Linked DNA regions of Homo sapiens: region 2 is linked to region 1. Evidence: chromatin contacts called from ENCODE Hi-C or POLR2A ChIA-PET data. All regions are on one chromosome and are shown on one strand. Each heading gives the region's core, a stretch centred on a gene start or an enhancer-like site at or near the end of the contact. The rest is flanking DNA. Distances are from core to core; before and after follow the strand shown.

The links. A loop is a pair of places that touch in the nucleus more often than their neighbours do. ChIA-PET counts read pairs that join two places held with the same protein, here RNA polymerase II (POLR2A). Pooled maps may share reads with other maps.
Region 2: a map with no recorded cell type shows a loop between it and region 1 (2.4-fold over the local background). The contact joins two enhancer-like sites. A Hi-C loop is called at or near these places in 1 of 37 single-sample maps with no recorded cell type and 4 of 50 pooled maps. POLR2A ChIA-PET finds 5 or more read pairs at or near these places in 3 of 52 experiments (AG04450, T-cell and WTC11).

What each region holds. Positions count from the first base shown.
Region 1 is chr1:240,574,438-240,578,536 of GRCh38, forward strand. The region is part of intron 1 of GREM2 (gremlin 2, DAN family BMP antagonist); the gene reads right to left. Among named protein-coding and RNA genes, the nearest start is that of GREM2, 36 kb to the right of the region's middle. Within about 2 kb of position 1,959, at least 3 of the 41 ENCODE cell types and tissues checked have a DNase peak (open chromatin) inside an H3K27ac peak, as active enhancers do.
Region 2 is chr1:240,690,489-240,694,587 of GRCh38, forward strand. All of the region lies in intron 1 of LOC105373228 (a long non-coding RNA gene), which reads right to left. Among named protein-coding and RNA genes, the nearest start is that of GREM2, 80 kb to the left of the region's middle. RefSeq lists a silencer at 1,641-1,935. Within about 2 kb of position 1,748, at least 2 of the 41 ENCODE cell types and tissues checked have a DNase peak (open chromatin) inside an H3K27ac peak, as active enhancers do.

The DNA.
Region 1 (4,099 bases), core at 709-3,208:
AAGTTCTGAGACATGGGTGTAGGTCGTAGAAGAGGAAGGTGCTTTTACTCTAAGAAGGGACAGAAGGAGGAGGCCATTAATAAAAGTAAGGAGAAATGTTTGCAGAAAAGAAGAGGAATATCAGGCATTTGCAGATGGGTTAAGTAAACTTAAAGGAGCTCTTGGTAATTAGCCTAGAACTCAGCAAAGTAGGACCTGGAATTACTGGTGGGGAGGTGGGGGTGTCGAGGGTGTGGAAGAAGAGGGCAAAAATGAGTGGATGATTTTGGAACAGTCTTGGTGATCAGTATGGCCTGTAGTCAACAAGATATGGACACACACAGGAGTTCTCTAAAATGCAACAAGATATATTGACAGACAAGTCCAAAATTAAAATAATATTCTGATCTTGGGCCGGGAGTGGTGCCTCACCTGTAATCCCAGCACTTTGGGAGGCCGAGGCAGGCGGATCACGAGGTCAAGAGATCTAGACCATCCTACCCAACATGATGAAACCCCATCTCTACTAAAAATATAAAAATTAGCTGGGCGTGTTGGCGTGCGCCTGTACTCCCAGGTACTCGGGAGGCTGAGGCAGGAGAATTGGTTGAACGTGGGAGGCGGAGGCTGCAGTGAGCCAAGATCGCACCACTGCATTCCAGCTTGGTGACAAGAGTGAGACTCTGTCTCCAAAAAAAAAATAATAATAAAATAAAATAAAAATAAAAAAATTGATCCTTAGCGCTGCTACCCAGCTCCACAATCTGTTCCTTGATGTGCCTCCTTTTTTGTTTTATTTAACTGTGATAGTATTCACCCCTCGGCCTTAGCTAGTAGTATAGTCTCAGGGTAAATGTTGGTTCTACCTCCTCTTTTATCTTTCACAGCTGAAAGCACCAAGTCTTGTCCCTTTTATTTCTAGAATGAGAGTTGCAAAGCCAAATAGTTCTCAAGAATCAGGCAAGTAAAGCAGACTGGGTTGGGGGGTGGGGGTGTCACTATGTAAGGGTAACTCTTACATTTAATGTGTTGCTGCATTTATATGACCAATATGTTGTTCATTCCAAATACCACTGTAGCAAGATTCACTTTTTAATTTTAATTTTAATTTTATTTTTTTTTCAGACTGAGTCTCACTCTGTCGCTCAGGCTGGAGTGTGGTGGCACGATCTTGGCTCACTGCAATCTCCGCCTCCCGGGTTCAAGCGATTCTCCTGACTCAGTCTCCTGAATAGCCGGGATTACAGGCGCGCACCACCACGCCCAGCTAATTTCTGTATTTATAGTAGAGACGGGGTTTCACCATGTTGGCCAGGCTGGTCTCAAACTCCTGACCTCAGGTGATCTGTCCACCTCAGCCTCCCAAAGTGCTGGGATTACAGGCGTGAGCCACCGTGCCCAGCACAAGATTCAGTTTTTAACAAAGCTTACATAGAAGGAGAATCAAGAACAACATCAGAGCTTTGGTGTTGTGTGCTCTGCTGGAAAAAAAAAAAAAAAAGATGGAGGGGGAGGGAAGAACAAAATCTTACTTGTTAAATTACAGAATGTTATCAATGGTAAAACCCGAGAAAGAAAAGAAATGTGCCCAAAATAAGAAGAAAGATGAATTAAATTGCTATGCGTCCTGTGAAAGTAACTTTAAAAATATTTTTTCCAACTTTCTTCTATGGCAAACAACCACATACCTTGTAGAAAATGAATTCTCTGGAGGATACAGGCAATAAAGAAAACCTGTGAGCTCCGTGATGTACACCAGCTGATTCGTGGAGACAGCATACAAGCTTAACTAGGAATTTAAATTCATAGATAATTCAGTTTCATGAACTAGGGCCAGCAATAGAATTGTCTATGTTTTCTTTGCACCTTGGTTTGCTGCTCCACCTCCTTCCTCTCAAATGTAGTCTCTTACTAATCTTGTAAGGGGATCTTCCTTCCCTCTCTTGACGAAGCTTCCTGGTTTCGCTTAGAGTGTGAGGAAGTTTTTGTGACAGCTGGTCACGTTACTAGCATCACCAGTCCATATTTCCTGTTCAGATTTCAATCAAGCCACAAACCCTTGAGAATCATAGCTTTGGTTTGGTTTCGTTTCGTTACAAAACTTTTTTTTTAAGAAACCATGAAACCACACAAGGAGTCCATAATCCCAAAGGCTGCCAAACAACCCTGGTTGACCTAGTTAGCACTGTAGTGGGAAGTGGGGGAGGGGGCAGTCAGATAACATAATTCTAATTAAAATATTCAGAAAACTAAAACCTTTTAAACTTAACTCTTTGTTTGGAATAAAAACAACCAAATATTGGGGCCTGACAGACACTATATCAGAAATTAAAACAATTTATTCTTTAAATTTCAGATACTCCAATTAGAATGAAATTAAACTCAATGAGTTTAAACTGAGTCGAGGTTTATTAAGCTCTGCCAGTTCCTTTTGCATTCGTTTACTGTATTTTATTTTTAAAACAACCACATAATTAATACTGCAGAAAGCAGTATATGATAAGAACTTACTTGGGAAGATTTTTTATTTTGTTTCCGATGTGTATTTCTTAGTCAAGTGCTACATGGTGTTTCTTACCATTACTTATTTAAAAAGCAGATCAATGAGATTCATACTGGTAACATTTACACAAATTTTCCAAATTATTGTTTGTCTCTACTTACAGTGGGTGCCAAAATAAATCTTGGATCTTTATATTTTCCTTTACCAAGTCATGCAAAGCAAGGATCTTTTCTTTAACTGAGCTTTAAAACCATTGCTGGCAGCGTCGAGATCAAAATAAATAGAAGTTCCATTCCTGAAAACTGACATGGAATTGAGTCGGCCATAAAAGTGATGTTGTCGCAACTTATTTCAACAAAGAAAAAGTCCTAAAATTAAAAACATGTTTCTTCTGTCATGTGTCATACAAGGAAAAAAAAAATGGAAAAAAAGGAAATCTTAGTGTGTTCCTAATTTAGATTCTTCTTTACTATAAACATAACTTTCTCCAACAACGACACACACAAATATGTTGTGCCACTCTTGAGAATTAAGGGCTTTTCTTTGTTCAGTTTGGGTTCTCACCATTTGGACATTAAAAGAATGAAAGTTACATATGCATGTAAGAGTGATTGATGACGGGAGGTGGGCCTACAATTTACATGCATGTTTTCTGAACACAGTTCGGGTCTTAACTTGAAAACCTCAACTTGAAAAATATCATGAAACGTATTTCTTTGGGAAATTATTACAGTTTGGGATGTTAGTCTTAGTGTCAAGTTGAAGATGTTTTGGTTAATTCACAAATGAGTAAATTGCCTAGTTTACAGTATTAGCGATTTTTAAATCATAACTTATGGTTACTTGTATGTCTCTTCTGAATAAAATATTTTACAATTTTAGCCTGTAGGTTTATGGAAATTCACAATGAAAATAAATCAGGCTCAGACACATCTATGTGAGCAAATCTATATTTCTGGATAATTGAACTACATAAATCACTCATTAAAGACAAAATATCCAAGAGTTCAAAGTTATCCTTTCTTGAGAGCAGTTCATTAATCCTTGTAGATATGTAGCAATAAACCCAAAGGTCAAGAAGCTGAAGGTGGGTCGCTGGGCTGTTAGATGTGGAGGCAATAGGATTACTGTTTTTTGTTGTTGTTGTTTTTGTGTTGTTGTGGTTGTTGTTTTCCACCATTCTACTCTCTGCCTTTGTAAGATCAAATTTTTTAAAATTTTTTTGAGACTGAGTCTCACTCTGTTGCCCAGGCTGGAGTACAGTGGTGCAATCTCGGCTCACTGCAACCTCTGCCTCCTGGGTTCAAGCTATTCTCCTGCCTCAGCCTTCCGAGTAGCTGGGACTACAGGCGCCTGCCACCATGCCTGGCTACTTTTTGTATTTTTAGTAGAGATGGGGTTTTACCGTGTTGGCCAGGCTGGTCTTGAACTCCTGACCTCAAGTGATCTGCCCACTGTGGCCTCCCAAAATGCTGGGATTACAGGTGTGAGCCACTGCGCCAAGCCACAGCTTACTCTTTTTTACTACACAACCTTTGGCAAGGCAATTCTCTGTTAGTTTGCTCATCTAAAACATGGGTATAGGCTGGGCACGGTGGCTCAAGTCTGTAATCCCAG
Region 2 (4,099 bases), core at 498-2,997, 120 kb after region 1:
CTGTGGTTCCAGCTACTTGGGAGGCTGAGATGGGAGGACTGCTTGAGCTCTTGAGCCCAAGAGGTCAAGGCTGCAGTGAGCCGTGAGCATGCCGCTGAACTCCAGCCTATGCAACACTGCGAGACCCTGTCTGAAAAAAAAAAAAAGAGAGAGAAGGGAAAAGAAAATACATGTGAAAGTTTTTCTCAAAACCAGTGTTCTTTCTATGAACGCAACATTTGGAAATCTATTGGCCAGGTTTTTGTTAAGATGATTGCCCTGTTTCTGAGAAAGGACAGCCAAAGATAGTCAAGGGTGATTGCATGCAAGTCTGAACTCCATGTCAACGAACCAGCTGGGAGCACGTAAAGCTTACAAATGCCGTCCAGTATTGAAGTTACTTTAATAATCTTGAACTCTGGAAGTTAAAGTGTTAGGACCTGTAGGCTGGGCACGGAGGCTCACACCTGTAATCCCAGCACTTTGGGAGGCTGAGGCGGGCGGATCACGAGGTCAGGAGATCGAGACCATCCTGGCTAACACAGTGAAACTCTACTAAAAATATAAAACTTTAGCCGGGCGTGGTGGCGGGCACCTGTAGTCCCAGCTACTTGGGAGGCTGAGGCAGGAGAATGGTGTGAACCCAGGAGGCGGAGCTTGCAGTGAGCTGAGATCCCACCACCGCACTCCAGCCTGGGCGACAAAGCGAGACTCCGTTTCAAAAAGAAAAAAGTGTTAGGACCTGTAATCCTAATTTCTTATAGGGCTGATTTCATGAAAAATATAAGCTTACATAACCCAGCTTTGTAATATTTGACCACAAAACTGAATGATCAGCATAGGTACAATTTGCTGGTTATGAAAAATAAACCAGGTTAACAATCTGTTGAATTATGGAAAACACAAAAGAACAAATTTACCTTTTAGGTTTTAGCACAAAGGAGAAAGAACACAAGTTATCTAATAACTCAAGAAGATAAGACCAGCTACCTCACCTCGCACCCTCTGTTCCTGTTAAGCCACTGGAAACCCAAAACTAATCAAATCCCCAAATCCCCACATCACTGACAGTGCTTATGGCTTACTGACTTCAACATAGATAAATGGCCCCATTAATGTCAGGGCGGTTACGTTTGTCTGAAGAATATACGTCTGTATTTTAAATTGCATTATCCAGTTTATCCATGGGATAAGAATTGTTTACCTTCACAAATTCCAGGCTTCTGAGCTGAACTAAACAGGGCAAGTTTAAAGGCAGGAGCTCAGAGCAGTTCATAGCCTTTTGACAGCTCTGATGTGGTCTGCCAAGCCTGAATTGGTAAAATCCAGGCTTATCTCTCAGCACAACGCAGTTCACCCTCAGGTCTTTCCTGCTACCTGCAGCCCCCGTGAAGCCCCTACAAAGCTGGAAGTTGCAAAGTGGATGGAATAATTCTGCAAAATATTGTTTGGTGTTGGATTAGCATTCACAGATGTGGGTCCAAGAAATTGCTCAACAGCCCACGGAGGCCAAGGAAGATCTGCCACGACATCGATACCACGCCTGACTAGGTCACTTCAGGCTTGAGTCCAGTTCAGTGTGTCCCGCCAAGCCCCAGCTTTTGTCTCCTCCTCTTGTTTCCAGTTTGCTCTGCTTCTGTGAAATGAGGTGTTTGCTCATCACTGGGCAGGGCAGAAAGGTAGAGACAGAACAAGAGATGGAGGACGGGGGACTCTTAACAAATCCACATCCATCTTTGCCTCCATTCAACCTGCCTTGTGCTGGCTTGAAAACAGTTGCTGACCAAGGTTTGGAAAATGCAGCAGCTGCTTGCTGCCATCTGCTGTACTTTCTGTTGCTAGCAAGCATGGGACCATGGCTGGCTGCAAAAGAGGAAAAAATGGAAAAGTGGGGGAAGCAAGAGACCGGCAGCCTCCTCTTTACCCAGGAAACCCCCATGATAATGCAGCTACGGATTCATGTCAGAAAAGCGGCCACCTTTCCCAGCGTGAATGAACCACAGTGATTTTTCAGGACGTAGAATATACTTTCCTTTACACTTACGTGATTATGTTTTCCATATTGTAACTATGGAGGGAAAATAAATATAGATTAGGCTCAATGGAATTCAAGTTGTCTGCTCACTTGAACTACTTCTTAATCTTGAACTACTTCTGGATAAACATTGGATCAAAATAGAGGGTAAAGAAATACTGGTGTGGCTGGGCATGGTGGCTCACACCTGTAATCCTAGCACTTTGGGAAGCTGAGGTGGGTGGATGACTTGAGGTCAGGAGTTCAAGACCAACCTTGCCAACATGGTGAAACCCCATCTCTACTAAAAATACAGAAAAATTAGCTGGGCGTGGCGGCGCACGCCTGTAATCCCAGCTACTCGGGAGGCTGAGGCACAGAAACCGCTTCAACCCGGGAGGCAGAGGTTGCAGATCACGCCACCGCACTTCAGCCTGGGTGACAGAGTGAGAATCTATCTCAAAAAAAAAAAAAAAAAATTACTGGTGTGTAAGATTCTAGGAGTGAGTCTCTAAGATATACATCTAAAGATGATCAAGACTTTCTAAAGAAACCATCACATGATTCTGCCTTCCTTCCAATAGCTCAATCTCTTTATTTTTGCTCATTATTAGACTCCTTAAGTGATCCTATTTCCTTTTGGTAAGCTAACTTCCAGATGCCCTCTCTAATGTGTCTTCCAGTATCAATGCTCAGATGAAATGCATCAGATGAAATTCACCCATGGTCTACTTAGCTCTTGTCTTAGAAATAGTCCTTTTGGACTCATTCCAAATCCAATTTCTGAAACAACATCTGTTGATGGTCTCTTCAAAACTCTGATCTCTTCCTTTTTTCCTTTAATGGCCTTTTCACTTCCCCCTTCCTACTAATTTTGGAAATTCAAAGGGAAGGCTCAATTTTTAAAAATTCTAATTGTAGGTAATAGGAATGAATCTGAGCTTGGCCATGTGTAATTTATTTTTCTAACTCAGAGCTTGTTTTGCTTTTTCCATTCATTTATTCAATTTCAATAATAATGACTTTGCTGGTGACATCCGTAGGAAATCTTAATTTTGCCCTTCTCGTTGGGTTTCTCACTGCCTAGCCCTGTTTCATGAGATAAAGACCTTTTGTCCCATAATGTGTACAGCATAAACCTTACAAATTCTATAAGAGAGACTACAGAGTAAGTTGAAGAAAATAACCATGCAGTGGTAGCATCTGACCTTTGGGGAATCATGATTTATATGACTGTTAGTGTTGGGTTAACATCTTCTGGCCACATACCCAGTATCTAGCAGCATCTGGCAGCACACTCTGAAAAGAATCATACCATTTTTAGATGTTTAACTTACAGCAAGGATATGTTCTTTTTATTCTCAGTCTTCCATAGGATGGTATAAAATATTTCTCTCACTGCATGTGGGACAAACTGAGGACAAGATACCAGTAACGTAATGAGCAATTGATCTCTTTGTAAAATCTTGTAGACAGTGTTATGAAGTGGAAATGAGAAACTATGCTGGGACTGGCAGGCTCCTGCAATGTGCGTACTTAGTGACAAGAAGGTGTAGCATGTGCCCTAGGCTATATATCCACATGTATTCAATAAGGTACATCTTTAAAGACAATCTTTGGAAATTGCATATTAGGTTTCTGCTTATTTCAAAAAGTGCCAGCAGTATAATAGGGACTGATGGGAAGAGAATGATAAAAATCTAAACAGCTTTTACTTCCTTTGTGAAACTTTTACTTACTACGGCCATTTCACAGTGCAAACACGTTCTCATTCTTCTGTGCTCCCATTGTGCTCTGTATAGACTTCCACTGTGGATATGTAATGATTATTGAACTCTTTGTTTTCACGCTTCTCTCACAATTAGACTGTAAACTCACGGAGGCGAGAGACTGCTTTTGTCACTATGTATTTCCAGATCCTATTAACTTGGATATAGCAGATGCTTAATACATGTCCATTGAATTAATAAGTTAAATTAATGGTTTCCAGTCTTAAACTAGATAGTCAGAAAAGATTCAAACACATATATTATAATAGAGGACAGCAACAAAGTGTGCCAAATTCTGTAGACAGTATGTGTCAAGATTGGAGACCCAAGGCAATTG